Regions from separate parts of the Homo sapiens genome. Here region 2 is linked to region 1. Evidence: read pairs that join two places in POLR2A ChIA-PET (ENCODE). Cell type or tissue: MCF 10A. All regions are shown on one strand. Links, peaks and the distances in the headings refer to the core of each region. The heading gives the core; the rest is flanking DNA. Region 1 has its middle 34 kb from the start of NORAD. Region 2 has its middle 15 kb from the start of EPB41L1.

Region 1 (5,376 bases), core at 49-5,048:
AGTGGGTGGGCCTCATTCAATCCATTGAAGGCCTGAACAGAACAAAAAGGTGGAGTAAGAGAATTCTTTCTCCCTGTCTCACTGTGCTCATGCTGGTACTTTTGTCGTCTCCTGCCTTTGGACTTTTTTTTGAGACAGGTTCTCGCTGTCACACACGTTGGAGTGCAGTGGTGGGATACCGGCTCACTGCAACCTCCGCCTCCTGGGTTAAAGCAATTCTCTTGCCTCAGCCTCCCGAGTTGCTGGGATTATAGACTCCTGCCACCACACCCAGCTAATTTTTTTGTATTTTTAGTAGAGATGGGATTTCACTATGTTGGCCAGGCTGGTCTCGAACTCCTGACCTCAAGTGATCTGCCTGCCTTGGCCTCTCAAAGTGCTAGGATTATAGGCATGAACCACTGCACCCGGCCTGTCTTTGGACTTTTATCTGGACCATTGGCTCTCTTGGTTCTCAGGCCTTTGGACTCAGACTAGAACTAAACCATTGGCTCTCCTGTGTCTCCAGCTTGCTGACTACAAATCTTAGGGCTTAGCTTCTATAACCACATGACCTAATTTTTTATAATACTCTCTCTCTATTCTATTGGTTCTGTCAGAGGCGTTTGAACCAGAGCAACTCCATCTTGAGTAGGTGCTAGGTAAAATAAGGCTAAGACCTGCTGGGCTGCATTCCTAGCTGGTTAGGCATTCTAAGTTACAGGATGAGATAGGAGGGCACAAGATACAGGTCATAAAGACCTTGCTGATAAAACAGGTTGCAGTAAAGAAGCCGGCTAAAACCCAGGAAAACCAAGATAGCGACAAGAGTGACCTCTGGTCGTCCTCACTGCTACACTCCCACCAGCACCATGACAGTTTACAAATGTCATGGCAATGTCAGGAAGTTACCCTATATGGTCTAAAAGGGGAGGCATGAGTAAACCACCCATTGTTTAGCATATAATCAAGAAATAACCATAAAAATGGGCAACAAGCAGCCCTGGGGGTTGCTCTGTCTAAGGAGTAGCTATTATTTTATTCCTCTACTTTCTTAATAAACTTGCTTTCACTGGGCATGGTGGTTTATGCCTGTAATCCCAACACTTTGGGAGGCCGAGGCGGGTGACCTGAGGTCAGGAGTTCAAGACCAGCCTGGCCAACATGGTGAAACCCCGTCTCTACTAAAAATTCAAAAATTAGCCAGGCATGGTGGTGGGTGCCTGTAATCCCAGCTACTTGGGAGGCTGAGGCAGGAGAATTGCTTGAGCCTGGGAGGCAGAGGTTGCAGTGAGCTGAGATCGCGCCACTGCACTCCAGCCTGGGCGACAGAGTCTCCATTCCCCCCATCCCCCCAACTCCAAAAACAAACAAACAAAAACACAACTTGCTTTCACTTTACCCTATGGACTTGCCCTGAATTCTTTCTTGTGCAACATCCAAGAACCCTCTCTTAGGGTCTGGATCCAGACCCCTTTCCAGTAACACTTCTGTTTTTCTGGAGAACTCAGAGTAATACAATTTGTGACTGCGTCTTGTTAAGGAACTATTTCCCTACCCTGAGGTCCTGAAGATGATTTTCTTTAGTTTCTAAAGATCATAAAGTTTTGCTTTTCAAATTCAGGTCTTTAATCTAACCGGGGGTTATTTTAATGTATGCTACAAGGTAGGAAGCCATTTTATTTTTTTTCCAAATGATTAACAAGTTGTTCAGTGTTATTTTAAAACAATCCATCTGTATTAGTTTCCCAGAGCTGTCATAACAAATTACCACAAGCTGGGTGGCTTAAAACAACAGAAATTTATTTTCTCACAGTTCAGAAGGCCAGAAGTCTGAAATTAAGGTGTCAGCAGCACTGGTTCCTTCTGAAGATTCTGAGGGAGAAAACCTCCCATGCCTCTCTCTTAGCCTCTGGCGGTTGCCAGCAATCCTTGGCTTGTGGACACATCACTAATCTTTCTCTCCATCTTCACATCGTTTTATATTCTGTTTCCCTGTGTCTTCTCCTCTTCTTATAACGACACCAGTCATTGGATTTAGGGCCCACCCTAAATCCAGGATGAGTTATTCTTAAAATCTTGAGCTAATTACATCTGGAAAGACCCCATTTCCAAATAAGTTAATATTCTGAGGTTCTGAGGGGACATGAATTTTGCGGGGTACACTATTCAGCCCACTATATAGCATCATCTTTTGCTACTCTTTTGCAAATTCTATTTCTGTTGTTTATCCAGTGTCCATTTATGTGTGGGCAGAGTGGTCATTTTATAATATAAATCTCTGATGAAATGGTTAGACATTTTTCATGAGATAATCTTATTTAATCCTCACAGCAGTGCCGTGAGGTAGATGCTACTAAAATCACCTACTGTTGAGAGGTGTGCCAGTCAGCATTTGCTAAGTATGACGTGATAACAAACAACCCCAAACTCTCAGTGACTTACAAAAAGCCAATTGCTTTCTTCATCACATTACACATCACAGCTGTAGATTCACTGCAGCTTTGCTCTGTGTCTTTTCATTCCAGGGTCCAGGCTGAAGGTGCAGGCCCTATCCAAGACACAACATTTCCAGTGGCAGAGATAAAAAAGTAAGATTTCAGACTCAAACATGCAATGGCACTCCAAGTTTCTGCTTCGAACTGGCATGTATCTCTCTAGCTCACATTTCATTGGCCAAAGGAAGTCATGTGGTTAAGCTTGACAATGGGCTGGGGAAGTGCACTCCTTCCTCTGGAAGGTACACAAGTCACATGGCAACTGGCTAGGATGGATAATTCTCTTACTGGCCAAGGGAAGGGCAAATAATGGAGAAAAATAATACGTCAACCACAGGGGTTGAGTAACTTTCCCAAGATCAAACCACTGGGAAGGGACAGAGGCAGATTCAAACTCAGACAGTCTCCAAAGCCATAGTGAACTCCATGGCTCCCTACTGCCTGTTAGATGGAATCCAAATATATTTAAGCTTTAGGGCATTCCTGCAGCCTGGAGGGCCCTTCTACCTAATTTGTGTGCTGAATTCACTCTTTAAGGCTCCACTCCAATCTCAACTCCTTGGACTCACTCTTATTTGTCATGTGTTCCCTCTGCTCTAAGGCCCTTGTACAGTGTTCCCAAATGTTTGCAGTATTTTGGGATGAAAGGAGTGAGGGGCACAAGCTGCAAGTGGACTGTGCTCCTGAGGATGAGAGCACTTTGCCTACTTTTCCACCCCTCTAAACTAAGCTTAGTATCTTGTGCTTGGGTGACTCTGACAGGTCAGCCCCGCATGACTCACTCTGTAAGCCTTCAGCGCGGGTCACCACAAGGTCCTGGTTTAGGGTGTGTGAGTTGGTGGGTGGGGAGGGGAGGTGGAAATTAACTTTCACCTTTCAGGAACCTTTCCCTTCCCCAGGAGAAGGACAAGTGTAAGTCCTTCCCTTAAGTAGTCTGGGCAAGTCTCTACTCATCACTCCTAGGAGGACTGGGGAGGTCCTGGAAGGTGCAGAGGAGGAAGCTCTGAGAAGTAGAAACAGCACCAAACTGCACCATAGAAGACTTTACTAATTTGTCCAAATGACAGAATTTACCTTCTCTGAGCTTCAGTTTCCCCAGCTATAAAGTGGCAACAACACTGATCTTGCCCTCCTCCCTAAGTTGCTACAAAAAGACATAGTAAAAATCTTTAGGGTGCCGGGCAGGGTGGCTCACGGCTGTAATCTCAGCACTTTGGGAGGCTGAGGCAGGCAGATCACCTGAGGTTAAGAGTTCGAGACCAGCCTGGCCAACATGGTGAAACCCCATCTCTACTAAAAATACAAAAATTAGCCAGGCATGGTGGCAGGCACCTGTAATCCCAGCTACTTGGGAGGCTGAGACATGAGAATCGCTTGAACCCGGGAGATGGAGGTTGCAGTGGGCAAAGATAGTGCTACTGCACTCCAGCCAGGGTGATGGAGCAAGACTCCATTTCAAAAAAAAAAAAAAAAAAAAATCTTTAAGAATGCAGCCTTGAAATCGCACAGACTTGTACTGGAATCCTTCTCATAAGCTATGTGACTGAGAAAGTTATAGATCTTCATAAGCCATTACAGCTACCTCCCAGGGTGAGAAAATTATGTAAATAAATTTCCTAACATATACTAAGTACTCAATAATGTTGGCTATTCCTATATGAGATGATGAAACTTATTATTATATAGGGAAAGTCCCAGACGAGGACCCATTTTTGAACATTGAAAGGAGGGAGTACAGAGGCTAACTTTTCTTAGAATTGGTTGCTTCTTTTAGCCAAGTATAAGGTGTGGCTCAAAGGAATGAGGAAGCAGTTAATGAGGTGACAGGGCACAGAATACTGTTTGTCTTCACAGATCTTGGGGGAGGGATACAGTGGTTAGCTGACCTTCCCAAAAGATCAGAGATCCTGGTGTCTTGTCCACCCACAGATGCAGGCCACTTGACTCTGTCCTGTCCCCTCCTACCAGTCCAGTCACCACGTTCTGGTGAGGCTGCCTTTGAAATAATAATAACAATGGTACTTGTACTAATGATATTATTACTTTGAAGTGTATGAAGGCTTTCTAATACATCATCCCAGTTATCCTTCATTATCTCTCTCCCATTCACAGAATCCAGAGTTAGGAAGGATATTGCAGATCATTCTGCATTTTACAGATGGGATCTCTGAAATTTGAATAAAGGAAGGGATCTACTCAAGGGCTGGGATTTACCTGAGACTACACAATAAGTTAATGGCAGGGGCAGGACTAGAACCTGCAGCTCCTGACTACCAGCCTAGTGCCAGTGCCTCTTTCAAGTCACACTTGCATTGGCTTTCCATTCCCATGGCCTCCCAGTCTATTCTTTTTTTTTGTTTTTTGTTTTGTTTTGTTTTGTTTTGAGACGAGTTTCGCTCTGTCGCCCAGGCTGGAGTGCAGTGGTGTGATCTCGGCTCACTGCAACCTCCGCCTCCCGGGTTCAAGCAATTCTCTGCCTCAGCCTCCCAAGTGGCTGGGATTACAGGCACCCACCACCATGCCTGGCTAATTTTTTTGTATTTTTAGTAGAGACAGGGTTTCACCATGTTTGCCAGGCTGGTCTTGAACTCCTGACCTTGTGATCCACCCTCCTCGGCCTCCCAAAGTGCTGGGATTACAGGCATGAATCACCGTGCCCAGCCCCAGTCTATTCTTTTATCTCCTGGACCACTGCAGTGGTTTCCTACTGGTCCTGCCTGCCTCTGATCCCTCCCCACCCATTTCTTCTACACATACAGTCACATAATTGTCTGGAAGCACAGCTTTGATCTTGTCTTTCCCTTCCTAATAGAACTTGCCCATTTTTTCAACTTGAGAGGTCACCAGGATCCTAGTTCAATTTCCCAATGAAGACTTAATCTTTCCTTGAATACATATA
Region 2 (5,376 bases), core at 62-5,061, 54 kb after region 1:
TACAGGTGTGAGCCTGAATTTTTTAATTTTTTAAAATTTACTTTTCCACGGCAGAGTATTGTTCTGTTGCCTAGACTGAAGTGCAGTGGCACGATCACTGCAGCCCCAACCTCCCAGGCTCAAATGGTCCTCCCATCTCATCCTCCCAAGTAGCTGGGACTACACATGCATGCCACCATGCCTGGCTAAGTTTTTCTTTTTTTCCTTTTCTTTCCTTTCCTTTTTTTTTTTTTTTTGAGACAGGGTTTCACTCTGTTGCCCAGGCTAGAGTGCAGTGGCTCAATCTCGGTTCACTGCAACCTCTGCCTCCTGGGCTCAAGGGATATTCGCCCCTCAGCCTCCCAAGTAGCTGGGACTACAGGCATATGCACTATCACACCTGGCTAATTTTTTATTTTTTGTAGAGACAGGGTTTCATCATGTTGCCCAGGCTGGTCTCAAACTCCTGACCTCAAGTAATCCGTATGCCTCAGCCTCCCAAAGTGCTGGGACTATAGGCATGAGCCACTGCGCTGGGGCAGCTAATTAAAAAAAATTTTTTTTGGATACAGATTGGGTCTCACTATGTTGCCCAGGCTGGTCTCAAACTCCTGGGTTCAAGTTATCCTCCTGCCTCAGCCTCCCATAGTGCTGAGATTATAGGCATGAGTCACCGCACCCAGCCTGAATACTTTTTTTATGTTTTGAGACTGAGTTCCGCTTTTGTTGCCCAGGCTGGAGTGCAATGGCGCGATCTTGGCTCACGGCAATCTCCGCCTCCTGGGTTCAAGCGATTCTTCTGCCTCAGCCTCCTGAGTAGCTGGGATTACAGGCATGCACCACCGTGCCCGTCTGATTTTGTATTTTTAGTAAAGATGAGTTTTCTCCATCTTGGCCAGGCTGGTCACAAACTCCTGACCTCAGGTGATCTGCCCGCCTCGGCCTCCCAAAGTGCTGGGATTGCAGGCATGAGCCACCATGCCCAGCCAAATTTTTTAATATGAAAAAAGTGAAACTATATCCATTAAACAATAACTCCCATTTCCTCCTCCCCCAACCTGTGGCAGCTGCCATTCTCCTTTCTGTAACTGCAAATTGGACTAGATACCTCAGATAAGTGGAATCATACAGTGTTTGTCTTTTTGTGACTGGCTTTTGTTACTTAGTATAATGTCCTCAAGTTCACCCATGTTGTCATATGTATCAGAATTCCCTTCCTTTCTAAAGCTGAATAATATTCCATTGTATATATGTACAACATTTTGTTTATCCACTCATCTGTCGATGGACACTTGTTGCTTCCACCTCTTGGCTATGTGAATAATGCTGCTATGGCCTTGGCTGTACAGAGATCTCTTTGACACCTTGCTTTCAATTATTTTGGATATAGCCTCAGAAGTGGAATTGCTGGGTTGTATGGTTAGCACTTTTTTTTTTTTTTTTTTTGAGACAAGAGTCTCGCTCTGTCAGCCAGGCTGGAGTGCAGTGGCACGATCTCAGGCTCACTGCAGCCTCTGCCTCCCAGGTTCAAGCAGTTCTCCTGCCTCAGCCTCCCGAGTAGCTGGGATTACAGCTTCTCCACCCCGCCCGCTAATTTTTGCATTTTTAGTAGAGACAGGGTTTCACCATGTTGGCCAGGCTGGTCTCGACTCCCAGCCTCAGGTGATCTGCCCGCCTCAGCCTCCCAAAGTGCTGGGATCACAGGCATGAGCCACCACATCCAGCCAGCACATTTTTTAAAGCCACTATTTATTGCATGCTTAATATGTGCCAGGAACTGGGTTAATGATTTGACATATATTGCCTCACTCAATCCCTGCGTCCACTCTGAGTAGTAGGAAGAATTATCCCCAGTTTGTAGCTGAGAAAATAAAGACTCAGAGAGGTTAAGTTATTTGCTCAAAGTCTCACAGCTAGGAAGCTTTGGAACATGCACTGGAGCTTTGACCTGCCGCCAAAGCCTTGCTTTTAACTATTGTGACATGCTGCCTCCCAGTGGCCTCTCTCTCCACCTGTCTATAGAATTTTCTGCCTCTGTTGTGTCCCATTTTTTTTTTCTCTCTTGCCTTGTGTGTGTTCACTCTCTCTGGAAACTTTGAACAACTTAAGTAAAGGCCCTTTGACTGCCAAGAAGTTTTGTGAGTTGGAAACTTAGAGCGGGAGGCCTGTAATTTGCTTTCTAATCATGGTCCTCTGGATTTATAGCTGCCTGTCTCCCAGTGACTGACAGGCTCTTATTCAGCCTCTTGTGGTGATTGCCTTGTGGATCCACAGAAAGCCGGCCCAAGAGGGCCAGCTTCCTGGGTACAGGGACGCTGTACCCCCAGAGAGGCAGTGTGGGAAGGGAGACGGCCCGGCTAGGCCAACGAGGATTCTCTTGGCTCACTGATTTCCTAGCAACAACAGAGGCAGAAAATTTTACAGAAAGGTGGGAAAAGAAAGGCTATGAAGTAGATTCCAGTACAATTGCCTTTTTCTGATTTTCAAAACTATCAGAGCAAAAATATTCCTAAATTTGTTTCGAGTTTTATAAGTTCAAGCCAGACTTACGGTTTGCATGATAGTCAGTTATCTTTCTGTCATCCTTTAAAAAAAATTTTTTTGTTATGCAAAATTTCAAACATACATAAAAATAAAGAGTATAGTGTAATGCACTTCTGTGAACCCATTGCCTAGGTTTAGCAATGATTAATACATAGAGTCACAGCTTGTCTATCCAATAACACAGAAGTTTAAATTTTTCCTCATTCACAGCACTAGCTCAGCGCTTCAGACCTAGTTGTTGCTCAGTAAATAAATAGATGCTGACTGATTACAAAGCCCTTCCCCTCTCTGGGTCTCAGTTTCCCCATCTGTGCAGTAAAGGGATAGGATTAAGTGCTTTCTTCTTATTATTATTTATTTATTTTTTTTAAGACGGAGTTTCACTCTTGTTGCCCAGGCTGGAGTGCAATGGTACGATCTGGGCTCACCGCAACCTCTGCCTCCTGGGTTCAAGCGATTCTCTTGCCTCAACCTCCTGAGTAGCTGAGATTACAGGCATGTGCCACCATGCCTGGCTAATTTTGTATTTTTAGTAGAGATGGAGTTTCTCCATGTTGGTCAGCTGGTCTCGAACTCCCGACCTCAGGTGATCCGCCCACCTTGGCCTCCCAAAGTGCTGGGATTGCAGGCATGAGCCACCGTGCCCGGCCTAGGTGGTTTTTTTTTGTTGTTGTTGTTTGTTTGTTTGTTTTTGAGACAGAGTCTCGCTCTGTCACCCAGGCTGGAGTGCAGAAGCGCAATCTCTGCTCACTGCAACCTCTGCTTCCCAGATTCAAGTGATTCTTGTGCCTCAGCCTCCTGAGTAGCAGGGACTACAGGTGCGCGCCACCACACCTGGCTACTTTTTGTATGTTTTTTTTTTTTTTTTTTTAGTAGGGATGAGGTTTCGCCATGTTGGCCGTGCTGGTCTTGAACTCCTGGCCTCAAGTGATCCAACCACCTTGGCCTCCCAAAGTGCTGGGATTACAGGCATGAGCCACCGCACCCAACCAGGATTAAGTGCTTTCTAAGAGACATGGTAGTCAAAGTATACACTTGGATGTCAGACACAATTGTTTTTCCATTTATTAGCTAGGTATCTTCAGGCAAGCTGAGTCTCAGTTTTCTCATCTGTAAAGTGGGGATATGACTTCTCAAGGGTGGTTGTAAGCACTGAATAAAGTAGCTGTTTTGTTGCTAATACTTTTATTATTGCTATTTTGAATATTAATATTCTGGTTGGAAGAATCCGTGTATTTCAGAAATGCAAAAATAAAATTGGAATGGACTAGAATTCATGCCCTAGGATTTGGCTTCTTTTTTTGTCCCAGTCAGCAGATAATCAGAAGCCCAAGAAATGAATAGTGCAAGAGGAGGCCCAGAGTGAGGGCCATCCAGGCTGATTTCATCTCCTCTCTTCCCCTGCCCCTGCCGTGTGTGGGTGTCACAGCCCCCACCCCCATGAGAGAGCCCGACTAGCCACCCCCTCCCCTAATGAGACAGGCCCAAGATGGAAGAGCCCACAGGTGGAGAGGGTGGTGCTGCAGGATGTCTCGTTGCTAAGATTTCCGAGGAGGCAGCAAGAGCCTGTTTCCAAAGCTGGGAGGGAATGATGGGCTGATGAGTAGATGTAGGGCATGTGGCCCCAGATGGGGTTTTGTGGGATTCTGGGCAAGGGACAGCAGCTGGGAGAAGGCGCTGGGGGCAGGAGGAGGGTCTTTGTAGAATATGGCCCCTTTCATAGACTGTGGGCTCAGGATTACGTGTTCATTTCTTCCATTTACCTCCTTATCTGTCAATATCAGACCTGCATGTGAATCCTGATTCACTCTATGACCTTTGGCAAGTGTTGTGCTGCTGTACTTGCTGGCCCTCAGTTTTCTCACCAATGGGAGGGCTAAGTGAAACATGTATAATAAAGTGCTCTGTAAAAAGGAAGACAAAGTAGAAATGTGAAGGTTCACTACGACTGTCATCTTTATTATTTTTTTTTTCTTTTACTGTCAGATGAGGGAATGGGACTCTGTTAGGTTTCTATGCATGAATAGGGAGCCCTGGAGGGTACTTCCGCTGTGAGGGCCTGTGTCAGGAGACTGTGGGAATTGGCTAGATGGGCCCCATTAGTGAAACTCCAGGGAACAACTGAAGAGGGCAGCAAAGTTCAAAGCCAGAGAGGCAGCCCAAGGGGGGCTGTGGTTGCTGAAAGGTGGGGGCTCTAGTGAGATTCTAGGAGGGACCTTCAATGGTTCAGGCCAGAAGCTTTGAGAGAGGTGAAGGTAACAGACCTTTCTTATATAAATATGTTTACACATATATACCAGAAAGTAAGCAACAAAACAAGACCCAAATGTACACAAAAGAAATAATTCCACTATCATAAAACAACGTCTGGTAACATGTTTTAAAATATTTCCTGTTTGCTTTTTTCTAGGCATGTACACATACATACATATTTTATAGAAATTGGGGCCAGGCACGGTGGCTCACGCCTATAATCCCAGCACTTTGGGAGGCTGACGTGGACAGATCACTTGAGGTCAGGAGTTCGAGACCAGCCTGGCCAACATGGTGAAACCCTGTCTCTTCTAAAAATACAAAAATTAACCAGGCGTGGTGGCGGGGCACCTGTAATCCCAATTACTCGGGAGGCTGAGGTGGGAGAATTGCTTGAACCCAGGAGGCGGAGGTTGCAGTGAGCCGAGATCATGCCACTGCACTTCAGCCTGGGCAATAGAGCAAAAACTCCATCTCAAAAAAAAAAAAAAAGAAAAGAAAAAAGAACAAAAAACGTATTTTGTAGAAATTGGATCATTTGTTACGTACCATTTTGTCTCTGCTTTTTTACCTGTATTGTGTTAAGAACATGATTATATA

The links. Peaks named below come from ENCODE experiments on the same cell type or tissue, not always from the same donor. Only the 100,000 strongest peaks of a DNase experiment are listed, where the experiment ranks them.
Region 2: POLR2A ChIA-PET joins it to region 1 with 20 read pairs; 18 of 35 experiments call an interaction of 5 or more read pairs at or near these places.

Annotation. Positions count from the first base shown.
Region 1 is chr20:36,082,672-36,088,047 of GRCh38, forward strand. No RefSeq gene overlaps it. Among named protein-coding and RNA genes, the nearest start is that of NORAD, 34 kb to the left of the region's middle. In MCF 10A, for the core only: no CTCF peak of the experiment used is centred there; DNase peaks (open chromatin) are centred at 2,740 and 3,310.
Region 2 is chr20:36,136,857-36,142,232 of GRCh38, forward strand. It overlaps a transcript of EPB41L1 not described here. Among named protein-coding and RNA genes, the nearest start is that of EPB41L1, 15 kb to the right of the region's middle. RefSeq lists an enhancer at 2,020-2,069. In MCF 10A, for the core only: a CTCF peak has its summit at 1,978 (motif pointing left); a DNase peak (open chromatin) is centred at 1,955.